Regions from separate parts of the Homo sapiens genome. Here region 2 is linked to region 1. The links are chromatin contacts, found by Hi-C or POLR2A ChIA-PET in ENCODE. All regions are on one chromosome and are shown on one strand. The core of a region is the stretch at or near the end of the contact, and the rest is flanking DNA. Distances in the headings are between cores, read along the strand shown.

Region 1 (6,363 bases), core at 3,732-6,231:
TTCTGTTCATTTATTTTTAAAACTCATTTTTAATCTTTGTGTATTGAACTTCCATTGGGCGCCTTTGAGGGGCCTCACTGCATTAGTTTGCTAGCGCTGATGAAACGAAGTACAGCAAACTGGGTGACTTAACAACAGAAATGTACTGTCTCCATTCTGGAGGCCAGGAGGTCAGAGACCAAGGTAGCAGAGGGGTTGGTTCCTTCTGAGAGTGGTGAAGGAAGGACCTGTTCGGGGCCTTTTTCCTAGCTTCCGATGATTTGCTGCCATCTTTGGCAGTCCTTGGCTTGTAGACACATCACCCTGATCTCTGCCTTCATGTTCACCTGGCATTCTCCCTGTGTGCATGTCTGCATGTGCATATTTCTTCCTTTTTATAAGAACACCACCATTCGTATTGGATTAGAAGCCACCCTACTCCAGTATGATCCCATCTTGAAACGAATTACAGACAGTCCCCCACCTAATGACGGTTCCACTTACAATATTTCTGCTTTATGATTGTATGGAAGTGACATGCATTCGGTTCAGTATTCAATAAATCACGTGAGATATTCAACACATTATTATAAAATAGGTTTTGTGTTAGGTGATTTTGCTCCAGTGTAGACTAATGTAAGTGTTCTGAGAATGTTTAAGGTAGACTAAACTATGGCATCCAGTAGATTAGGTATATTAAATGCATTTTTGACTTAACAGCATTTTCAACCTATGATGGGATTATCAGGTCATAACCTCATTGTAAGTTGAGGAGCATCTGTACATCTGCAATGACCCTATTTCCAAATAAGGTCACCGTCTGAGCTACTGGGGGTTAGGACTTCAACATATGAATGTTAGGGGGATACAGTCCCACCTGTAACACTCCCTGTAGCCCTTCTCTGTCGCTGGCTGAAACCAGCTGGTTGACATGTGGACATCCACCTTCTCGCTTCTGGCATAGGGACTCACAACCCTGGGTACAAAATGGAAATCACCTGGAAGATTTTGAAAGAAATACCCAAGATGCCCAGTGGGATTTTCCCTAGCATGTGCAGGGTCCTCGGTACACATTGTTTGCTGGGGCACTTATCTATAAAAATAAGCTGACTAGAAAATGCATGACAAAATTTATGGGCCCATATGAGGTACAGTGATGCATTGAAGAAAAATTAGAATGGGTAGAAGAGAGTTACTTATGATTTATGTATTGTCCAGTTAGTGCACATAGAGATTCTTCGCGGGGTTTAGACAGAATCTCTTCCTGTTCTTTATCATCAAATGTACCATTCCTGATTAATTTCATATCTCCTACTGTAAGAGAAAGATAGCAACACTGTTATTACAATGCCAGGGCTCTTCAGAACAGTTTGTATTGAAAGAATAGATTTTGTTTCTGCTTTGCCTCAATACTGTTAATTTGAGGGTTGTTTCATTGTTAAGGGTCAACTGTCTCATCTGGTGTGTTCGATGTGATTATCAGCTCTCAATGGTCTGTTAAAGGTGCTTTCCCCTTGGTGAACAGAAAATGCAAGTCTTTCCCAGTATGCAAGAAAGTGTGAAGGATAATTCTTTTTTGGTGATGTGAAACTTACTCTTTAAAGTTTTCTAGCACAAACGTAGGATACTGTTATGGTTTGGCTGTGTCCCCACCCAAATCTCATCTTGAATTGTAGCTCCCGTAATTCCCATGTGTTGTGGGAGGGACCCTGTGGGAGATAATTGAATCATGGGGGCGGGTCTTTCCCATGCTATTCTCATGATAGTGAATAAGTTTCATGAGATCTGATGGTTTTATAAAGGGGAGTTTTCCTGCACAAGCTCTCTTTGCCTGCCGCCATCCATATAAGACTTGACTTGCTCCTCCTTGCCTTCCACCATGATTGTGAGGCCTCTCCAACCACGTGGAACTGCAAGTCCATTAAATCTCTTTCCTTTATAAACTACCCAGTCTCGGGTATGTCTTTATTAGCAGCATGAGAACAGACTAATACAGATACCTTCCAACCATGTTCTGAATCCACCAGGCAGTAATTACTACCTTCCTGAAATGTGGTATATTTCCATAGGGACTGCATTCCTGCCTGCCAGGCAGTGCCACCAGCCTGTAGGGTAGTGGCTTGTGGAAAGAGTGAGAAGAGCAGGCCTCTTCCTGCAACTGTCTACCCTCATCAGGCACGGCCTGAGACCGACAGCGACTGCGGGACATCACTGCATCTGTGGGAGATGAGAGGACAATGACCCGCAGGGTCTGTTTGCCTTTAGGAGCAATGGACTGGACAGCCACCCTGGGAAGACTGTGGAGCCTGCAGCAGGTGTGGGTGGCTGGCCTGGGTGGCCGCAATCAGGCGTGCACAGCTAATGTCGCAGCCCCTACTGCTCAGTGTGGAGGACCTTAGGAGGATCCCAGCATGGAGGGCGAGAGCCATGCACAACCCACACATGTGACTCAAGTGGGGTCTGCGGTGGATGGTCTGTAGCCAGGGCCCTGAACATGCCCTATACGCCATGTGAGTGAATTGCCCCAAATCAGCACCACTGGTGGCCTCACCTCTCATGCAAGAAACATTGCTCTGGGCAGTGGGAGTGGCCCAGGCCACCCTCCTAGTCGTGACGATTGCAAAGGCACGAGTCACCAAGCTCTGTGGGTACCTGCATCCTGATCCTTGCTCAGGGTGCCCCCGGGGACGATTCTGACAGTTCCTGCAGGTGTAGGCACGGATGTGCAACCTGGAAAATTTCAAGGAAGGTGCCCCAGGGCACAGGCCAGGATAGGCTGGCTCCCTTCCCGGGTCTAAGGGCCATTCTGCTGCCCAGCCGCAAACCCGGAAGATTCTGATCTATGGGGCTGGGGCGTGGCTCCCCCACCATAGGTATAAAAACCTCCTCAGGTGACTCTCCCGTGCAGCCAGGTTGAGAACCACAGTGACCTCGCTCACTGACTCACAAATTTGTTGGCACATTGGAATCACCAGGGAGGTTTAATACATTCTAAGCCTGGATGCCACTCCCTGAGTTTTGACTTAATTGGTCTGGGGTGTAACCTAGCATTGGGATTGGAGAATCAATGACCTCTCATTTGAGGTGGTTTTTTAAAACCTCCAGTGGTGCCCTACATCTGATTGGCTATCAGTTGCACACTTAGCTTGGAAGGCCCCTGGATGCTGGTTTTGTGGGAGAGATTCCCCTTGCCCACTCTTTCATTGCCTGATTGGCTTCCCTGACCCCACAGGTGGCATCTTCCTCAAGTCAACCAGCGTGGTAGTCAGAGAGGGCTAACAGGAATGGGGAAAAACTTTCAACCTCCAGAGGAGTGGAAATACTGGGACTGTGGTCACACCTGGTCAACAGTCCTAAATATGAGTGTGAAAAGTCACTTGAACATTCAGAGACAAAGCTCTGGTCTCTGGTCACCACCCCTCTTTTTTTTTGAGCCAGAGTCTTGCTCTGACACCCAGGCTGGAGTGCAGTGGCAAGATACTGCTCACTGCAGCCTCGACCTCCTGGGCTCAAGCAATCCTCCTACCTCAGCCTTCTGAGTCACTGGAACTACAGGCGTGAGTCACTGAGCCTGGCTCTCCAACCCCTTTTAGAGGCTTTTTAGTTCTCAGGCTGCAGTGTAAACTGACTTTCTCTGACCCCAGGGATGAGTCAGGCAAATGTGAAGCCAAGGGGTCAACATGGAGCTGCTTCTTCCGTGGAGTATCAATTTTATTTGACAATGTACATTTGGAAAGTCAAGTAAACTTACTGACTAGAAATGCACAACCTTATTTTAATATCATAATACATGAGAATATTGTAAACCATGATGCATAACTTGCATAATTAAAAATGAAAATCAATTATTTTTATTTTTACTTTTAGATACAGGTTCTTGTTCCATCACCCAGGCTGAAGTGCAGTGGTGGAATCCATAGCTCACTGCAGCTGCAAACTCGTGGCCTCAAGCAATCCTCTTGCCTTGGGCTCCCAAAGTGCTGGGATTATAATCATGAGCCAACACACCTGGCCAGTCTAAGACATTTTATGCTTGCACTGGATGTTTCAGAACAGGCATCCCCATTCCCCATTTATCTTGTATTAAGAGTTGTTTGTTAAAAAAGCTTGAGACCCACTGGAACTAGTAGGTTCAACCTATTTCTCTGTGATCTAAATGAATTCGCATAGGATTTTTCTCTGCTGGGGATGTTCTTCCCTCACTTGGTTACCTGATGAACTCCCATTTGCCCCTCAAAGCCCGCCTTAGATTTCTAGCATACCTTTCTTCTCCTGTCAGTGAGAGGTTATCACCACCTACTCTGTACTGTGCTTAGTACATATCTGCGTTTATGCTTATTCCGCATTGGTGTAATTTATTTGTTTATGTGTCTATTTCATCTATAAGACTAGATACTCTTTGAGGGCAGGAATTACATTTCATACATTGTTCTTCCTCATCTTAGCACCAGGCCTGGCATAGAGCAGATCTCAACAAGAGTTAGTTGATTAAAAGCCATGTTTTTCTTTACTTCTTAAAGAATAACTGAAAAATCCCAAACGCTCCAAATTGCTGCTAGTTGAAATTCAAAAGGAGATCGTTTTGGTGCTTTTTTCTGAGTCAGCTGTGTGACTCTGAGTATGCCCAGAAAACACAGGAGTTGCCCTGGCAGGGGGGTTGGTTATAGAGGGGTTGTCACTAGATCCTGGCCCCTTGGGGAAAGGGAGAGAGGAGGACATTGAAGAAGGGACAGTCCAGCAGCTGGCCCAGCTGTGGGGCCTGTGGTCTCCCCTCCTCTGCCCCCTCCCGTGCTCTTTGGATAGCCTTGTACTTACAGCCACTTGGACAAGCCTTAGCATTGTTTGCCTCTAGTGTAGGGTCAGAGGCCTTGTAGGAATGGCATGATTCTGCTTCCTTAAATAGTGACTTGGGAATGAAATGAGTAACCATGTCTTTAATTAGCCATACCCCAGAGGCCCGTAGGGGGTTGGTAAATGGTGGGCTTCCAGCCAAGATCAGCACTATGTGGCTGGTATTCGGTCCAGGGAGGCTTAGGGGGATGTTTTATTGGCCTCTCTCCCTCCAGTTGTCCTGTCAGCCCCTGATCCATGCTGTCGCCCTTTCAGCACGATGGGCTTCTCAAGACTGACAGAGGAAAGAAGGGAGGAGAGAGGCTAACCCAGTCTGCACATCTGTTAGGTTGGTGCAAACGTTAATTGTGGTTTTTGCCATTACTCGATTTTGCATTTACTTTTACATCAACCTTATATAATATCATGGGCCAGCCTCTGTGCCCAACACTGAGAAGGGCAAAATCAAAGGACTTTAGAGAAGGACTAAAATGTAACCCAACAAAAACATATAGTCCCAGAGCAGTCAAAGAAAGAGGGAGTGAAAGATATTTCAGAAAAACTTAAGTTCTTTGCTCTTTCTCCTTCTCCTTCTTCTTCTTCTTTTTTTGACAGAGTATTGCTCTGTCACCAGGCTGCTGGAGTGCAGTGGCGCAATCTCGGCTCACTGCAACCTCCGCCTCCTGGGTTCACGCCATTCTCCTGCCTCAGCCTCCCGAGCAGCTGGGACTACAGGTGCGCACCACTATGCCCCGCTTATTTTTTTGTGTATTTTAGTAGAGACAGGGTTTCACCATGTTGGCCAGAATGGTCTCGATCTCCTGACCTCATGATCCGCCCACCTTGGGCTCCTGAAGTGCTGGGATTACAGGCGTGAGCCACTGTGCCCAACCTTGTATTTTCAAACTCTGTAAATGGAATCTACACAGGCTACCCTTAATTCAGCCTCCTTCCATTTTCTATCCACTTCCTCACACCCTGAGTCTGCCCTGGCACTCTTTCCTCAAAACGCTGCAGAAAACTGCCCTGGCCTGTGCACTTTTCCCTTTACCCTTGTAGAGAGAAAAGAAATCTTTCTAGCCCGAGTCCACATGCCTTTCATCTCTACTAAATATCCTCCTTTCCTTCTGCCTCTTCATTTTTCTCTCCCTAACTTTTGATGCTATATTACAGAAAAGAATAATTCTGCAAGGGAAATCTTTATCCCCAGGGAGAGTGGCAAAAACCAATGGGAAAAGGCCTCTTTCGATGGTGAGGAGAGAGGAGACAGGCTAGGGATACTCACAAGTTAAGAACGTTGGTCCTGTCTCTTAGACTCACACAGTACTGAAGTGTGGATGTCCTCGAGCAAAAGCACAGAGGAGATCTGCGGAGTCTACCCAAGATGCTGAGGATTGCTTCCCAGAGACGAAATGCCTGAGTGGAGATTTGAAAGAAGGCTAGGAGTTCACCAAGAGACCCAGGAGAAAGGGATATCCATTTAGAGAGAATGACATGGGTAAAGTCATTTGGATAAGACAAGAGTCAGGTCCCTCATCCACTTTGTAGCTCCTG
Region 2 (6,215 bases), core at 234-2,733, 46 kb after region 1:
GCATTATCCTAGAGCTGGTCATATTATATGGTGTATCAGGATCCCAGTAAAGAACAGATGCCACTCTCATACTGAGTAGACGGAGGAGGGTTTAATAGACTATTCACATGAGATGGGCGAGTTGTAGGGGAGCCACTGGAGACTGTTCCTACCCTGTATTAGTCAGGTTCTCCAGACGGACAGAACCAATGGGATATATGAATATACGAAAGGGAGTTTATTAGGGAGCATTGGCTCACACGATTACAAGGTCAAGTCCCACGAAAGGCCACCTGAAAGCTGGGGAAACAGAAGCCGGTAGTGGCGCAGTCCAAGTCCAAAAGCCTCAACACCAGGGAAGCCAACAGTGCAGCCTTCAGTCTGCAGCTGAAGGCCCGAGAGCCCCCACCGTGAAGCAGCTGCTGCAACTCCCAGATTCCAAAGGCCAGAGAACCTGAAGCCTGATGTCCAAGAGCAGGAGGAGCAGAAGCAAGCTTTTATGTGGGAAGGAGAAAGAGAGCCAGAGACCTCAGCAAGCGAAGCTCCTCCAGCTTTTTCTGCATGCTTTATTCCAGCCATGCTGGCTGCCAATTGGATGGTGCCCACCCACATCGATTGTGGGTCTTCCTCTCCCAGTCCACCGACTCACGTGTCAATCTCTTCTGGCAACACCCTCAGAGGCACACCCAGAAACAAGACTTTACCAGCTATCTAGACATCCCTCAGTACAGCCCAGTTGACACCTAATATTAACCATCACACACCCCTGGGGCTGAAAGGGCAAGGAGAGTGTGCGGGTGGGAGACTTTGGAGGGATAGCTGTGTAAAGAGGTTGGGCCTTCAGTAGAAGGACTCAGCCATCCTGCAGCAACCCGGGGAGGAAGCTGAGTGAGGGACCCTGACCTCACACCAACATCCCTCCCACCTCCTACAGTGCTCCCTATAGGCTGAACCTAACTGGAAGGCAGGGGCTGTGGAGTCCATTGAGGCACCCTTCCTAGCCAGCCTCCTGGGGTACAGAGCAAGCTAGGGAAGGTGGAGAATGGATATGAAAAGGTACGTGGGAGGGGGGGCTCTTAAATGAGCCTGAGGAAAATCAAATGGGAGGTGGAGTCTTCAAGTTCCACAGTGTGCTCACTGCTTAAGGCACTGCAGGGGGTTCTGATGGTGGAGTCCAAATGTGTGGTCATGTGGGCTGAAATGAGAAAGCATGGAAGTGTCGTGAAACGCAGGGATGAAACTGACAAGGTGGGGCATGGGTGGGGCCAGGGAGGTCAGCTTGGGCGTTGCCCCTTTAATCTTTATTAATGACCTATAAGATACAAACACCTTGTTGAAATTGACCAAGGTCACCTAATGACAAGGTGTTACAAACTGGCAAAGAAGAATGAATGAAAGACTTGCTAGTGACAAATGCTCCTGGATTTAAAGGCAGGATCTGGCCAAAGGAGAGTTAGCAATCGAGGGCAGCGTGATTCAAAGCACACACATCCACTAGGAGGTAGAAAACAGGAAGGGCCAGATGTGAGCAACCTTAGCTAAGTTAGAGTGAAACAGTTCACAGGAAATGCCAACTTGCTGGGGACTTTTGGTGGAAGGAAAAATCCATGCTGGATGATTCATTTACAGCATATACATATTTGGCAACCATGAGTTCAACAACCAAAATTATTTAATTAACCAGAAACTTGCACAGTCCAAAATCCAAGACGAGCTGTGTGTGCTAGTGGAAGCCTCTTGCAAAACCTACATTAAAATATTATATGTTGACTGGGGGCAGTGGCTCACACCTGAAATCCCAGCACTTTTGGAAGCCGAGGTGGGTGGATCACCTGAAGTAAGGAGTTCGAGACCAGCCTCGCCAACATGGCAAAACCCCATCTCTACTAAAAATACGAAAATTAGCCGGGCGTGGTGGCGGGTGCCTGTAATCCCAGCTACTCGGGACGCTGAGGTAGGAGAATCACTTGAACCAGGGAGGTGGAGATTGCAGTGAGCAGAGATCATGCCACTGCACTCCAGCCTGGGTGAAAGAGCGAGACTGTCTCAAAAATAATAATAATAGTAAAATAATAAAAAATATTAAATGTTGCGGAATAAAAATAAAAGTTGTTTCAAATTTTTAACATACCCTTTGATGCAGAATTCTACTTCAAGGAATTTATGCTAAAGAAATAATGAGGACAATTCTTAGAGCTGTAGGAAATAGGATTTTCATTGTAGAGTTTGTTATAATGGCTTCAAATTAGAAATAACCTCTCTGCTCAATGGTAGGGGATTGTTAGAGATATTTTGCTAAATATAAAAATAAATGTTAGAGATGAATTTTAACATCATTGGAATATGTCCAATATGTGGTTTAAGGCAGAAGAAAGAGACTCTACAACACTATGATCCCATTTTGGTTACACACACACTTACATACAGAAAGACTGGCAAGATTGCTGTGAAATGATTAAAAGTGATCCACTGTGTAATGTAGCACTAAAAGTAATTTCAATTTTTTTCTCATCCAAATTCCCTACATTTCTACAGTGGAGGTGTATTACTTTATGGTATGAAAACAATTTTTTTTTAACCCACAGAGAGTACTTTCTTGTCTCTCCTGCAGAATGTTAGCTCTCTAGTGTTTATATCCGAATCAGTGAGGTGAGATAGAGACAGATGTGAAGAGGTGCTTAGCGGGGGTTGGATTGAAGGAGCACAACAGAGGTCATGGTGCATTCTGTGGCAACATAGAAGAGTGTGTCTGAAGACCAGTGGAAGGTAGTGAATTTCTGAACCTCAAGGAGAAAGGTCATCTGCTTTATACACTATTTATTATTAGGTTGGTGCAAAAGTAATCACGGTTTTTGCCATTACTTTTAATGGAAAAAACCACGATTACTTTTGCACCAACATAATACTTTAGCTTTGAATAAAAATGAAACAGGCCGGGCGCAGTGGCTCACGCCTGTAATCCCAGCACTTTGGGAGGCCGAGGTGGGCGGATCACCTGAGGTCAGGAGTTTGAGACCAGCCTGGCCAACATGGTGAAACCCCATCTCTAGTAAAAATACAAAAATTAGCCAGGCATGGTGGTGCATGCCTGTAGTCCCACCTACTCGGGAGGCTGAGGCAGGAGAATCACTTGAACCCGGGAGGCGGAGGTTGCAGTGAGCTGAGATCGTGCCACTGCACTCCAGCCTGGGCAACAAGAGTGAAACTCCATCTCAAAAAAAAAAAACAAAAAATGATACCACAGTCGATTTGGGGGGAATGGGGTTGGGGTGTACCTAATAGTAGATTGTTAGGACTGAAAAGGATCATCAAAATCATTAGTCCAACATGCCAGAGGGCCCTCTAATAACAGGTATGAAGCAATCACTTGGTAAACATCTAAATTTCTAATAAAAGAGGATTTTTAAAAAGTAACTTTTAGAAGACTCAACAGAGGAAATCCTGGACATTGTTACTGCATTACCTCCAAAATGAGGTTATAGAGGAACCTCAGCCTTTGCAGGAGGCTCTTTTGCAGGTGGCTTCTCAGGTTTGCAGAATACAATTTGTAAACAACTGAGATCTTCTGAGTTCTAAAATGGTTTGATTTCATGGATCTAGGATTCCTTATTCCCCTAGTAATCCTAATTTAACAGAAATTATAGGAATGGGATATAATTTGCATTCCAAGATTTCAGGAAGAAATGTTTTGTTCCCTCTATTTATAGACATTTATTTAGCATCTATTCTATGCCAGGCATTGTGCTTGGTGGTGAAGAGAACAAGATGAAGAAGACAGTCTTCACATTCAAGTGGAGGAAACAGACTCGAAACAGATCATCATAATAGAATGAGACAAGTTTCATAATAAAGGCTCATACAAAGTAATAAGTAACACAGAGGAACAGAAGAACCTTGAGGGTAAAGTATGACTTAAGAAGAAGGATATTTAAACAGAGCCTTGAAGGACAGGCGAACTTTTAGTGGTCAAGGAAAAGAATACGTGTGTGTGAGTGAGTGAGTGTGCACACGTGTGTGAAGGACAATGAACTTCTTGCCAGGACTGAGCAAGGCATGACAATTTTTTGCATATCTTCTTTGGTAAAGTGTCAAGTCTTTTGCTGACTTTTTATTGGTTTGTTTACTTTATTATAATTTAGAATTCTTTTGATATTCAAAGGATTAAAAGGATATACGAAGGATTCAAGTCCTTTGTCAGACACATGTATTACAAAAATTTTCTTCCCAACTTTGGTCTGCCTTTTCATTAATGATGAAAGGAGCAAAGTTTTTAATTTTGATAAAGTCCAATTTATAAATGTCTTTCCCCATGGTTCATAGTTTTTGTGTCTTGCCTAATAAATGTTTGTCTACATCAGGATTGCAGATTTTGTCCTACTTTTTCTAGAAGTTTTATATTTCTAGCATCTATTAGCATCTCTAGTTAATTTTGGTGTATAGTATGGGGTACAGGTTCATTTTTTTCCCATATGGCTGTCCAGCTGTTCTGACACTACGTGTTTAAAATACTATCCTTTCCACCATAGAAAATCAAATGTTTAGGCCAGGCGTGGTGGCTCATGCCGTAGTCCCAGCACTTTGGGAGGCTGAGGTGGGTGGATCACCTGAGGTCAGGGGTTTGAGACCAGCCTGACCAATATGGTGAAACCCCGTCTCTACTAAAAATACAAATTAGACAGGCGTGGTGGCGCACGCCTGTAATCCCAGCTACTCTGGAGGCTGAGACAGGAGAATTGCTTGAACCCAGGAGGCAGAGGTTGCAGTGAGCTGAGATCGCGCCACTGCACTCCAGCCTAGGTGACAGAGCGAGACTCCATCTCAAAAAAAAAAAAAAAGAAAATCAATGTTTAAAATCAATCAACCATATCTGTGTGGGTCTATTTATGGAAGCCCTATCCTGCTGCATTGATCCGCATGCCTATTCTTATGCCAATACCAGGTTCTCTTGATTACTGATTTTAAGTCTTGAAATCTTATACTGTAAGTCTCTGATGTTGCTCTTCTTTTAAAAAATTGTCTTGGCCATCTTAGATCTCTTGTATTTTACTTCCATATAAGTGTCATAATTGGCTTGTTAATTCCTAAAAAATGGCTACCTGGACATTGATATTTTGTTGAATGTGTAGATCAGTTTGGGTAACTGACAACACTATTGAGTCTTCCAATTCATGAGCATGCTATGTTTTACATTTGTCCAGTTTCTCCTTGACTTTTGTCAGTAAATGTTTGTAGTTCTCATTGTACCAGTCTTGCACATATTTTGTTAAAATTATTTCAAAATATATCATGTTTTTGGTGATATTGTAAGTTGATTGCTTTCCTTCCATTGCCAGTTTTTTGGGTTTTTTTTTTTTTTTGAGACAGAGTTTCACTCTTGTCACCCAGGCTGGAGGGCAGTGGCACGATCTCAGCTCACTGTAACCTCCGCCTCCCGGGATTCAAGTGACTCTCCTGTCTCAGCCTTCCGAGTAGCTGGGATTACAGGTGCCTGCCACCACACCCAGCTAATTTTTGTATTTTTAGTAGAGATGGAGTTTCACCATGTCGGGCAGGCTGGTCTCGAACTCCTGACCTCAGGCGATCTGCCTGCCTCAGCCTCCCAAAGTGCTGGGATTACAGGCATGAGCTACCACGCCCGGTTCGCCAGTTGTTTTTTGATAGTATATAGAAACACCATTTTTATGTTGACCTCACACCCTGGGGCTTTGCTAAACTCAAGTATTAGTTCTGGGAACTTTTAAACAATAGACTCCTTAGGAGTTTTTAGAAACATGGTCATGTTATCTGCAAATAAAGAAAATTTTACTTTCTTCCTTTCCATTCTTGATGTATTTTATTTTATTTTGGCCTTATTAAACTGGTTAGTGTAATTCCTGATCTTAAAAGGAAAGCATTTAAACTTAAAGAGTGTCTAACATGCCAGGCACGGTGACTCATGTCTGTAATCCCAGCACTTTGGGAGGCTGAGGCGGGTGGATCACCTGGAGTTTGAGACCAGCCTGACCCTGATCAACATGGTGAAACCCTGTCTCTACTAAAATACAAAATTTAGCCAGGCATAGTGGCAGGGGCCTGTAATCTCAGCTTCTTGGGAGGGTGAGGCAGAAGAATTGTTTGAACCCAGGAGGCAGAGGTGGCAGTGAGCTGAGATCACGCCATTGCACTCCAGCCTGGGCAACAGAAGTGAAACTCCATCTCAAAACAAACCAACAAAAAAAAGTGCCTAACACACTGAT

The links. A loop is a pair of places that touch in the nucleus more often than their neighbours do. ChIA-PET counts read pairs that join two places held with the same protein, here RNA polymerase II (POLR2A). Pooled maps may share reads with other maps.
Region 2: a loop to region 1 is called in a map of Calu3, with 2.9 times the contacts of the local background. The contact joins two enhancer-like sites. A Hi-C loop is called at or near these places in 5 of 168 maps with a recorded cell type or tissue (Calu3, MCF 10A, PC-9 and 2 more), 1 of 37 single-sample maps with no recorded cell type and 4 of 50 pooled maps. POLR2A ChIA-PET finds 5 or more read pairs at or near these places in 2 of 52 experiments (AG04449 and PC-9).

Annotation. Positions count from the first base shown.
Region 1 is chr4:38,186,095-38,192,457 of GRCh38, forward strand. No RefSeq gene overlaps it. Among named protein-coding and RNA genes, the nearest start is that of LINC02513, 180 kb to the right of the region's middle. RefSeq lists enhancers at 1,121-1,290, 3,463-3,632. Within about 2 kb of position 4,982, at least 9 of the 41 ENCODE cell types and tissues checked have a DNase peak (open chromatin) inside an H3K27ac peak, as active enhancers do.
Region 2 is chr4:38,235,813-38,242,027 of GRCh38, forward strand. All of the region lies in intron 1 of LOC105374408 (a long non-coding RNA gene), which reads right to left. Among named protein-coding and RNA genes, the nearest start is that of LINC02513, 130 kb to the right of the region's middle. Within about 2 kb of position 1,484, at least 5 of the 41 ENCODE cell types and tissues checked have a DNase peak (open chromatin) inside an H3K27ac peak, as active enhancers do.